2 separate regions of the Homo sapiens genome follow, and region 2 is linked to region 1. A link is an interaction called in ENCODE POLR2A ChIA-PET data of the cell type or tissue named here. Cell type or tissue: PC-9. All regions are shown on one strand. Each heading gives the region's core, and the rest is flanking DNA. Links, peaks and the distances in the headings are about the cores only. Region 1 has its middle 34 kb from the start of PTMA. Region 2 overlaps LOC107985998 (a long non-coding RNA gene).

Evidence for each region. Peaks named below come from ENCODE experiments on the same cell type or tissue, not always from the same donor. Only the 100,000 strongest peaks of a DNase experiment are listed, where the experiment ranks them.
Region 2: POLR2A ChIA-PET joins it to region 1 with 14 read pairs; 6 of 35 experiments call an interaction of 5 or more read pairs at or near these places.

What each region holds. Positions count from the first base shown.
Region 1 is chr2:231,671,446-231,676,806 of GRCh38, reverse strand. No RefSeq gene overlaps it. Among named protein-coding and RNA genes, the nearest start is that of PTMA, 34 kb to the left of the region's middle. RefSeq lists enhancers at 1,486-1,735, 1,655-1,949, 3,239-3,961, 3,948-3,997, 4,498-4,547 and 2 more. In PC-9, for the core only: CTCF peaks have their summits at 1,593, 1,798 (motif pointing right) and 3,696 (motif pointing left); DNase peaks (open chromatin) are centred at 1,676, 2,656, 3,216 and 3,746; H3K4me3 peaks cover 900 bases; H3K27ac peaks cover 1,813 bases.
Region 2 is chr2:231,478,743-231,484,103 of GRCh38, reverse strand. It overlaps LOC107985998 (a long non-coding RNA gene), which reads left to right. Exons shown (of 2, transcript XR_001739927.3): 1 at 1-1,420; 2 at 4,971-5,361. Among named protein-coding and RNA genes, the nearest start is that of NCL, 17 kb to the right of the region's middle. RefSeq lists a silencer at 941-1,270 and enhancers at 1,971-2,110, 2,494-3,004, 3,005-3,517. In PC-9, for the core only: CTCF peaks have their summits at 996 and 1,200 (motif pointing left); no DNase peak of the experiment used is centred there; H3K4me3 peaks cover 355 bases.

The DNA.
Region 1 (5,361 bases), core at 129-5,128:
AGCAAGACTCTGTCTCAAAAAAAAAAAATATATATATATATATATATATAAATAAATAAATAAATAAAATGGAAGGACAGAAGACAGAAGGCAGGCGGGGCCCCAGAAGGTGGGTGGCAGCCACCTGAGGACAGAGTCTGCAGCCCAGGGGCCGGATCCCAGGGCTTAGGCCCTGCGTGTCTGTGGGACTGCAGGGATTTTCAGCTCCTGAGCCAGCTCCTCCTTTCTTCCCCTTCTCTCTGAGACCCCCTTTCATGTGCGTGTGTTTGTCTGTATTGTGTGTGCGTGTGTCTGTGTCTCTCTGTGTGTGTCGTGTGTGTGCTTGTCATTGTGAGCTGAACTGTGTGACCAAGAGGCCAGGTGTTCAACTGTGTCTGCACAGATGGTGGCAGCAGGTTTTGTCTTTGGAAGATGTATATGTGGGTGGAGCCGTGTGTGATTGAACCCACATTCATGGATGTGTTCCCTGCTTGTGCATGGCTGTCACCAGGAACCTGTCTGGGTCTGAGAATGCTGGAGCTCAGCCTGCCAGTAAGCCGAGAGTGGGCCACAACCTGTCACTGGAACTTTCTGGATCTTGGTTCACTCAATGGTGTCTAGGTGCCTGTGGTCTAGAAGGACCAGTACCCAAGCCCTGAGTCTTGTACACATCTTGCTGTTGGCAGGTATCAGGGCCCCTGGGTGCCTGTGTGTGCTGTTTTTGGGGGAAGCTGGGTCCTGCCTTCCTGTTTCTCATGTGTATGCATTCCCTGTGTTCCAGCTGCAATTGCGGAGCGCCTGCTGTGCATGCTTCTGGGGTAAGAAGGCGTTGCACATCCTCGTTGATGAGCATCTCACGAGTATACTCGTGGCTCTCTAGTTACTTGGCCAAGTCATCTTCCTGTGCACAGGCAGGCTTGCATAAGAGCAAAGAGCTAAAGGCCGGACATGGTGGCTCACGCCTGTAATCCCAGCACTTTGGGAGGCCGAGGCGGGCAGATCACGAGGTCAGGAGATCGAGACCATCGTGGCTAACACAGTGAAACCCCGTCTCTACTAAAAATAACAAAAAAATTAGCCAGGCACGGTGGCGGGTGCCTGTAGTCCCAGCTACTCGGGAGGCTGTGGCAGGAGAATGGCGTGAACCGGGGAGGCGGAGCTTGCAGTGAGCCAAGATTGCGCCACTGCACTCCAGCCTGGGCGACACAGCGAGACTCCATCTCAAAAAAAAAAAAAAGAGCAAAGAGCTGGGAGGCAGACATATTTGAGTTCAAGTTCAGGCTTTGTCTAGCTGTGTGATTCTAGACAAAGGATTTAACTTCAGCCTCAGTTTCCTCATCTGCTAAATGGGGAGAATCAGAGTGCCTAACTCCTAGGCTGTTGTGAGAAGTAAATGAGACGAGGGATGGAAAGCCTTGAGCATGGTGACAGGCACACAGAGGCATGTTATACATGATAGTGGTTACTGGTGCATTTCTGGCTTCGAGCTGGGCCTCTGGGCTGTTTCCTGTCCCCATATCTCTGTGTCCTGTGACCCATGACACATGGCAGAGTGTGTCATTCTAAACCCTGCCACAGCTTTAGAATGGCTGCAAGCAGTTCCCCCACAGCCTGCTAAGAATACTTTACAACACCTGGGCTGCAAAGCCGCTGGCTTCCTACAGACGCAAATCCACATACAGGTGGCCTGATTTTCCAAATCCCAAGTCAGAACACCTGGTCCGACCAGGGAGCTGTATTTATGGGGCGGAAGGGGCGAGCTGTTTGCAGTGAGTCTTTGCCGGACTCCCCCGTTTCTGGCCTTCGTGCATTTGGCCACCTGGGGGAGCCCCTGTGCCCTTCAGTCGGAGGGTAGAGGGGCCGTGTGGGAGGGGAGGGGTGCCAGGAGTCCAGAGGGGTTTGCAGGCTGACGGGGCATCCTTCTGGAGCCAGGCCAGGAGTTAACCCATCTGCTGCCAGCCCCCAGCCCTCACGTCCCAGGGCTCTGGGTGGAGATGCCCAGGGTGGGGTAAGGTCGAGGGGATTCGTCCTCCTTGAGACCAGTGGCAGCAGACAGAACACGGTGTTCCGTACAAATGGTCGAGGCCCTCAAAACGCGCCTGCCCCTTGCTTGGAAGAGTAATGCGCTGAGCTGTGTGGGAATGTGTGTGGCTGCTTGGGTCACTGGGACTCCCAGATCAGCCCAAATGCCTGAGGACTTATGAAGCCCTCTGCAAACCTCTCACTGTGGCTGAAAGCACTGGTGCCAGAGTCCATTGGGCAAATCTCAGCCCCCTGGGTGTGCAGCAGCTGCCTGGATGTGTGCCTCTAAGTCCTCACAGGACCCAGAGGCCAATTCCACGTTACCAACCTCACTTTATGCCTGAGGAAACCAAGGCCATCCAGCTGGTACACAGTGAGGCCTCTTTGCACCCAGGGTGCCCTATGCCAGCCTTTGTTCCCAGCCTCCCCACTTCCACTCTCAGAGGGAAGGCAGAAAGAAGGCCCAGGCAGAAAGAAGGGCCTGTGGTGAGGACAGGAGGGCAGAGAGGCAGGCCTGGAGAAACGGGCACCCATGGGGCGGAGAAGAGGAGGGCTCAAAAGACGTGGATGTGGAGCCAGGTAGGTGGGGTTGGCTGGACCAGACTCTGCAGAAGATCCTGGGAGCAGCCGCAGGAGGCCAGCTGCTGAGGAATGAGGAAGGGAGAAGGAGGGGCAGATGGGGTGTGGACATCTCTTTCAAGAAGGAGGCTGCGGGGCCGTGCTTGGTGGCTCACGCCTGTAATCCCAGCACTTTGGGAGGCCGAGGCGGGCGGATCACTTGAGGTCAGGAGTTTGGGACCAGCCTGGCCAACACAGTGAAACTCGGGAAACCCATCTCTACTAAAAATATCAAAAAATTAGCTGGGTGTGGTGGTGGGCGCCTGTAATCCCAGCTACTTGGAGGCTGAGGCAGGAGAATCGCTTCAATCCAGGAAGAGGAGGTTGCAGTGAGCCGAGATCTTGCCACCGCACTCCAGCCTAGGCAACAGAGCAAAACTCCATCTGGAAGGAGAAGGAAAAAATATATATATATATATATGGAGGCTGTGAAGTCAGGGAAGCAGGAGGGAGGTGGGCTAGAGTACCCTGTGTGAACACAAGACCGACCTGGAGGAAGCCAACAGGACGGACAAATACAGTCAAGGGCCAGCACTGTGGTGGAGCCTGGCTGGGAGGGGTCAGACACACCTCCGTTTCCTCACTGAGGACTGGGATTGGGAGCTGTTTGCCGGTGAGAGGCAGGAAGTGGGATGCCCTGGCGTGGGGGGCGGGCCCTCTTTTCCCTGGGGGATGGGAGGAGAAGGAGCCTAAGAGGATGGGTGGGGAAGGGGAGGGAGCAGGGATTCCCCAGTGGCCCAGGGTTGGGGGGCCTTGGAAGTGAGAGCTCTGTGGGGGCTTCAGTCCCCAGAGTCAGTGCCTCAGGAGGGGCCATGCCTTTCAGGGACCAGGTTCTGGGGTCCCAAGGATGGGCCGGACCTTCTAGACCCGGCCTCCCAGATCTGAGTCTCCTCCCCCAAACGCCTCCTTCCTCCGAGGCTCTGACCAAGCTCTTAGGGGAGATTTCAAGGACCCTCCAGAACCAGGGCTCACTGATTTGGTGGAAAACAAGGTCTGCCGTGAAATCAGAACGTCGGTCCCTGCCCAGGGCTTTCAGACCTCCCCCAGTATGGAAAGAGAAAGGGCTTTCAGACTGTCGGGTGGGGCCCGGGCTAGGGTGATTTTGGCGCCTCCAGCAGGCCGGAGGGAAGCAGCTTGCGGGTGGGCCCTCCCTCCAGATCTGCCCTCAGGCCAGGCCCCTCCCTTTCAGGCCTCCTGTTTCTCCTGTGCCTCTCCCTGAACATTCCCAGGTTCACCTGAGCCTCACTGTGTGCAGGGGGTGCTCTGGACCCATCTCATTCCATTCAGCCCTGAGCCAGGTGCCCCTGCCATGCACTCCTGGGGGAGCTGGGCCTGAGGGCGGCCCTGCCTGCTGATACTGGGAAGCCCCTCCCTGGCCCAGCCCTGGGACAGATGGCCCACTGCCCGCACTGTGTGCTCCTCAGTAAACCCCCGTGGGGGCCCCTCGTCTCCTCCTTGTGGCCTCCCCAGTCTCCCCGTCACATTCGGAGAAGCAGTGAGCTGAAAGAGACAACATCTGGGACTCCCCAGGGTCCCCGTGGCCCAGCTGTCTGCCACCCGCAGCCTCAGGGGACTGCTACCCACCCAGTGCTGGCGTCACCCTGCCCAGCATCCTTTGAGGCAGGGTCCCAAGCTTAGTTCCCTCCTGGCCCAGGATCTTTCAGGCAAGAAAGAGCTATGTGGATGGCCGGGTGCAGTGGCTCATGGCTGTAATCCCTGCACTTTAGGGGGCCTAGGTGGGTGGATCACCTGAGGTCAGGAGTTCAAGACCATCCTGGCCAACATGATTAAACCCCGTCTCTACTAAAAATACAAAAAATTAGCTGGGCAAAAAAAAAGAGCTATGTGGGCCTGGCTTACCACCCTGCAGTGGTCCCTGTTATGAAGGCGGGGGAGGGGTTCCCAGCCAGCTCCTCAAAGGTCTGCCCACATCAGCCCCTAGACACACAGGGCCACCTCAGCCCCAGACTGAAAGTCTGCCCTGAGCCTGGGGAAACAGACATCACTGATGGTCTGTGGGATGACTCCACTTGGGACAGGAGTGATTTCAGGAAAGGCAGAATGCTATGAATTCCCTCGGGCGGAGACCGAGGGCTCGCGGCTCCGAAGAGAAAGGGCCGTCTGCTCAGCTGGGTCCTGCCCCAGAGGTTAGCGCTGCTGTGCTCCATCAGGTGCCCAGCCCACTCCTCTCTTGAGGACACCCAGGGACCAGGCCATGCGCGCTCTTTTCGGCATCTGGGTGTGGCTGGCCCTTGTCAGGAGAGAAGGAACAAACAACTGAGTGATTTGCATACGGGGCCATGTTTGCATTTTGCACCCAGGCTCTGGTCCTGACCTCTGGTCCTGCCCACTCAGCTCAGCCGGCTCAGGTGGCTCACGCTCTCACAGGCAGAAAAATTACATGCTGGCTGGCAGAGCTGGGACTGAGCACTGGGGGCCGGCTGGCAGAGTGAACTGCCCCAGGCTCTCTAGCCAGTGAGCGCCGGTGGGCTCTGTCCTGGAACCCCAGGGCTCTTTCAGAGTACACAGCCTGCCTTGGACGGGACTGCAGGTGTGTTCCAGGGGGATCCCTGAGGCCTGGGGAGGTAGCCAGAGGGCTTAGCCTAGGAGGCAGTTCCTCAGACCAGCCACTGTTGCAAAGCCACACTTCCTGCAGGAAGGAGGGTGAGGTGGGCGCAGCCTCTGCTTGGAGTCAGCAGTGCAGGTCTGGGTGTGGGGCCAACTCTCCTTGGCACATCTGGG
Region 2 (5,361 bases), core at 116-5,115, 190 kb after region 1:
CTGGGAGGGCGGGAACCTGCGCACCCGCTGAAAAGACACAGCCTGGGAAACCGCACCCCAGAGGCAGCCTCCGCGGCCAGCCCAGGGGCAGAGGGGCTCCGGGTCTCAGCGTCTGCGGGTGGCAGGTGGCGTCAGGTCTGCACGACGGATGCTGGGAGGCCTGCAGACGCCCCGAGGAGCCACGGCTTCCTGAGCACACTCGAGAGGCCCGCGCCCCGGGCAAACTGCATGGACTGTGCTCTGCAGGCGCCGCGGCCTTTCCCCGTTCGCTCTCGAGGCCCCTGCGGCCCCCGTCCTACCCTGCCCCAGCTCCTCCAGCAAAGGTCCCCGAACCCGAGGCTTCTGTGCCGCCTTGACAATGGCAGCCCCCTCCTCTGCCACCGCGGGGAAGTCCCGGAACTCCTAGACTTTGTTCTCTTCTTTTCCCGCCGGGGCTGCTAGGGAAGCACTCTTAGGGCCGGCCTCCAGCCTTGGGTTCCCGCCCGGGCCTCGCCGCGCGCCTTCCGCTCTCCACGGGGCCTGCAGCCCGGGACCTGCTGCCCGCCACCCGCTACCCAGGGCTTCCTGCCGGCCGCCAGCGCCACCTGACCCTCCGACGAGAGCCCAGCACTGCCCAACCCAGGCCTTCTGTAGGGTCCCCTCCTCTCCACGTATGGCCCCATTATCCCCACGTGGTCCCCCTCCTCCCCATGGCTGCCCCATGCCCATGTAGGGTCCCCGTTTTCCTTGCGTGGGTTCTTCGTCCTCCCCATGTGGGGTCCCGGCCCTCTCCAGGCTTCTGGAAGGCCGGTGAGCTGGAGACAAGCATGGTCAGGGAGCCCCGGGAAGGCTGAGCAACGGCAGGAAAGGGACGGGCTCAGCGCATTTCTGGGAAGTAAAGTGGCGGGATCCCGAGGCAGCAGGAGTCCTGGCACCCAGGACCACAGTTTGAGAGGCCTGGCGCAAAATGAAAATGCAGGGCTCCTGCTCAGCAGTAACTCAGACGTCAAGATGGCGACAGCAGAGCTTCCACCCAAGCCCGGAGCCCCGCCAGGTGCAGGCCGCACACCCGCGAACCCGCCCTGCTGCATCTGCGAGTGGGGCGCCCAGGGAGGCGAGGGGCTCTGGGGGCTGCCTGGAGAGGCCTGACCCCTTCCTTTCCCGGAGGCCGCTCCCGAGCTATGCCAAACCCGGGCTGCCGCGGCGCTGCCACCTGCTGGCCACCTCGGGCCCCTGCCGCGTCCCTCGGAGAGAAGGACCTTGTGTGGAGTGGGCAAGCGGCTTGGTGGCCCGGACCTCACCTTCACAGAAGAGAAGCTAGCCGGGGAGGGAGTTCACATCGGCTACAGCACCCCAGTGACGGTGGCAGCACGTTACTGTCGCTCTTGAACTGTCCTGTGCCTTACATCAGTAAGGTAGAGATGATGACCCCCCACTACAGGTAAGGAATTAAGAATTGGAGTTTTCTGGCCGGGTGCGGTGGCTCACGCCAGTAATCCCAGCACTCTGGGAGGCTGAGGAGGGTGGATCACCTGAGGTCAGGAGTTCGAGACCAGCCTGGCTAACATGGTGAAAGCCCGACTCTACTAAAAACAAAACAAAAATTAGCCAGGCGTGATGGCGGGCACCTGTAATCCCAGCTACTCAGGAGGCTGAGGCAGGAGAATTGCTTGAACTCGGGAGGCAGAGGTTGCAGTGAGCCGAGATCTCACTGCACTCCAGCCTGGGTGACAGAGTGAGACTCTGTCTTAAAAAAAAAAAATTGGAGTTTTCTGGCTGCCAGAGGCAACGGAGCGGCCTCCCATGACCCTTCTCTGTTCTCCATTTCTCCCCTGATCATTCTCTGGGTACCCGTCTCCCCCGCCACAAACCCCAGTGCTGACTCCCTGGGCTGGGGTGGGGCAGGTGGCCCAGGATCACACTGACATTACCATAACTACTACCTTGCCTGGGCACAGGGGTGAGGCTGTAATCCAGGGACAGTCTGGGGTACTCCTTTGTGGGAGATGGCTTCTGGGAAAGATGTTTTCTAGCTCCCTCTGGACTCTAAGATGTGTAGAGATGAGATTCATTGCTTGAACCACAGCAAGAGACATTCTGCCACCATGATGAAAGCTGGCCTGAGATGACGCTGACACAGAAGTGGAAAGAAAGACAGGAAGATGGCTGCAGGGTGACACCTGTGAGCTGCTGGATCAAGCCGGGCCTGCAGGGCTGAACTTTGCAGTGAATCCCCTGGACTGTTTAAGTCATGCTGACCAGCCACTTGTGATGAAAGGTGTCATAACTGACACTCTGCCCAAAGCCTCCCAAGTTAGACCCAGGACCGAAGACTTCAGAGGCCACAGTTTATCCCACGGATAATGTGCTGCTTGGAAGATTAATTACTGTCTGAGAAGAACAGCAGGGGAACAGGTGGAGAATAGGGCAGGGACTTGCCTTGGGTTCAGATGCAGCTCCATACAGAACAGTGACACGGGCAGTTTGTCTTCACCCCTCCCCTACACTGGGGTCCTTTGCCCACTTGCACCTACCTCCCCTAGCTCCAACCTTTCCCCTGCCTCTGTGTCATCCTCTCTCCACCTGAGGGAGGGAACGAGCTGTGTGTTCGTGGCAGCTTCTTCGTGAGACCAGCAGCTCTAAGCTGGGCGTTGAAGAGGTTGGTGAGTGAGCAGGGCGCGGTGGCTCACGCCTGTAATCCCAACACTTTGGGAGGCTGAGGTGGGCGGATCACTTGAGCTCAGGAGCTCACGAGCAGCCTGGCCAACATGGTGAAACTGTCTCTACTAAAAATACAAAAATTAGCCAGGTGTGGTGGCAGGCACCTATAACCCCAGCTACTTGGGAGTCTGAGGCAGAAGAATCACTTGAGCCCAGGAGGTGGAGGTTGCAGTGAGCTAAGATTCTGCCACTGCACTCCAGCCTGGGTGACAGAGGGAGACTCCGTCCCCTCCCCCCACCCATAAAAAAGGCTGGTGAGTGAAACTTGGGCCCCTGCAGGAAAAGCACTGTGGTCCCAGCTGGCTGATGGGTACAGGGACACAGCCCAACCATCAGATGCTGAGCCCCCTGCCCACTTGGAACCCAGCCCAAGAGCTTTTCTTCAGCCCTGGACCCCTGGCGCTGGTGAGCTCTGGTTTCTTCCTGACCTCCACTGGCCACCGGGCTGGAGATCCCCTGTGGGATCCCACCCCAGCCCTGGGGAGGGGCCAGAGGGAAGCTGGAGGCAGAGTGGGCAGCTGCTGAACTCTGAGCTGCCAGAGGTAGTGAACAGGGTTGTCAGACTGTTTCAACTCAAATTCCAACACAGACACAAAAAACCAACAACAATTATAATCCCCAATAAATAAATTTAACATTTCGATCTTTCCCTTTTGTTTTAGAGATAGGGTCTTGCCCTGTTGCCCAGGCTGGAGTGCAGTGGCACAATCACAGCTCACTGCAGCTTTGATCTCCTAGGCTCAAGAGATCTTCCCTGCTCAGCTCCTGAGTAGCTGGGACTATAGGCGTGCACCACCACACCCAGCTAATTTTTTTTAAAAATGTATTTGTAGAGACCAGGTCTTGCTTTGTTGGCCAGGCTGGTCTTGAACTCCTGGGCTCAAGTGATCTGCCCACCTCAGCTCCACAAAGTGATGCTATTACAGGTGTGATCCACTGCACTTGATCCAAAATGTTTAAATTACATAAATCACAAATGCAGGCCTGGCACAATGGCTCACACCTGTAATCCCAAGACTTTGGGAAGCTGAGGCAGGCGGATCACTTGAGGTCAGGAGTTGAAGACCAGCATGATGAAACCACATCTTTACTAAAAACACAAAAGTTAGGCCGGGTGCTATGGCTCATGCCTGTAATCCTAGCACTTTAGGAAGCCGAGGCAGCAGATCACATGAGGTCAGGAGTTCAGGACCAGCCTGGCCAACATAGTGAAACCCCATCTCTACTAAAAATACAAAAATTAGCCAGGTGTGGTGGCACATGCCTGTAGTCCCAGCTACTTGGGAGTCTGAGGTAGGAGAATTGCTTGAACCCAGGAGGTTACAGTGAGACGAGATAGCACTACTGTACTCCAGCCAGAGGGTGACTCTGTCTCCAAAAAAAAAAAAAAACAAACAAAAAAAAAACCAAAGGCAAACCCTAACCCTATTAAGAAGAAAATGAGTCTGTTTCATCTCCCCAGCCTCCTCACTGCCCCATCAATTTCCAGTTACATTTTGTCACACATTATATGGGAAATTTCCCAGTAATCCACATTATAGCCAAGAGTTTCAATTATGTTGCATGACCTCTTGATTTTATTATTATTTTGTGATTTTTTTTTTTTTTTGAGATGGACTCTCTCGCTCTGTCACCCAGGCAGAGTGCAGTGGCGCGATATCTACTCACTGCAGCCTCCCCCTCCCAAAGTGCTGGGATTACAAGCCTGAGCCACCATGCCTGGCCTATTACCTCATCTTTTAAAGCTCACGTCTTACTATCTAACCAAATCTGCTGTTACCATCAGTTTACTTACGCATCTTTTCACGGTGGTGATTGACACAGGAGGTAAAAGGGAATATTGAAGTGGATTTAACAATGTGCAATGGCGGGAGGTGTTTCCTCGGGGGAGCCTGCTGACTCCTGTAACAGGAGGATCTGAAGGGAGCTTTTTCTTTCTAGACTCCCCGTGTCCCCTGGGCAGTGGCCACAGCCACTTCATTTTTCCGAAGCTCACCCTCTAATCCAGCTTCCATGAAGCACCCAGAGGGATCTTCTCAAAATATTATATAAGATCGTGTCACTCTCTGGCCTAAAACTGTTCAGTGGCTTCCACTGGACTTCAGTCCCTCAAACCCCTACCTGCCTCTCCAGCCCCATTTGCCACCTCTTCCTATCCCGTGGATAAGATTGAGTTCCTTAGTCTTCAAGCCCCTCAGTCTCCCTTGAGGCTCCGAAGGTCCCAGTCCTCTCTCTCAGGCTGCCTACAGCGCTTTCCTCTCCCCTACCAGGCTGACAGATCCCACGGCCCTTCCAGGCCCACCTGAAATGGCATTTCCTCTACAAGCCTCTCCCTAATTCTCAAGTTCACTCCAGAAATGCTTGTGGAGCTCCTGCCCTGTGCCAGGCATCGGACTAGGCCCGAACCCTTCGTGGAGAGCATTGTAGATGCTGGTGATGGGGGCGGAGAGGTGGTGGGAGTCAAATACTCACACTCATGTTCTTAGAGGGAGAATTGAGACTTGGCGCTGGCCGTGAGTGTGGCTAGGTGAATCGGAAGATTTAAAAGACAGCCAGTGAGGCTGGAGGGCAGAGAGTCAGGGGGCAGTTGGGAGTGGCTGGAATTACCCTGGTAGTGCAAAGGTGTTGAGACCGGTTAAAATTCTGGAGCTCCTGTGGAGG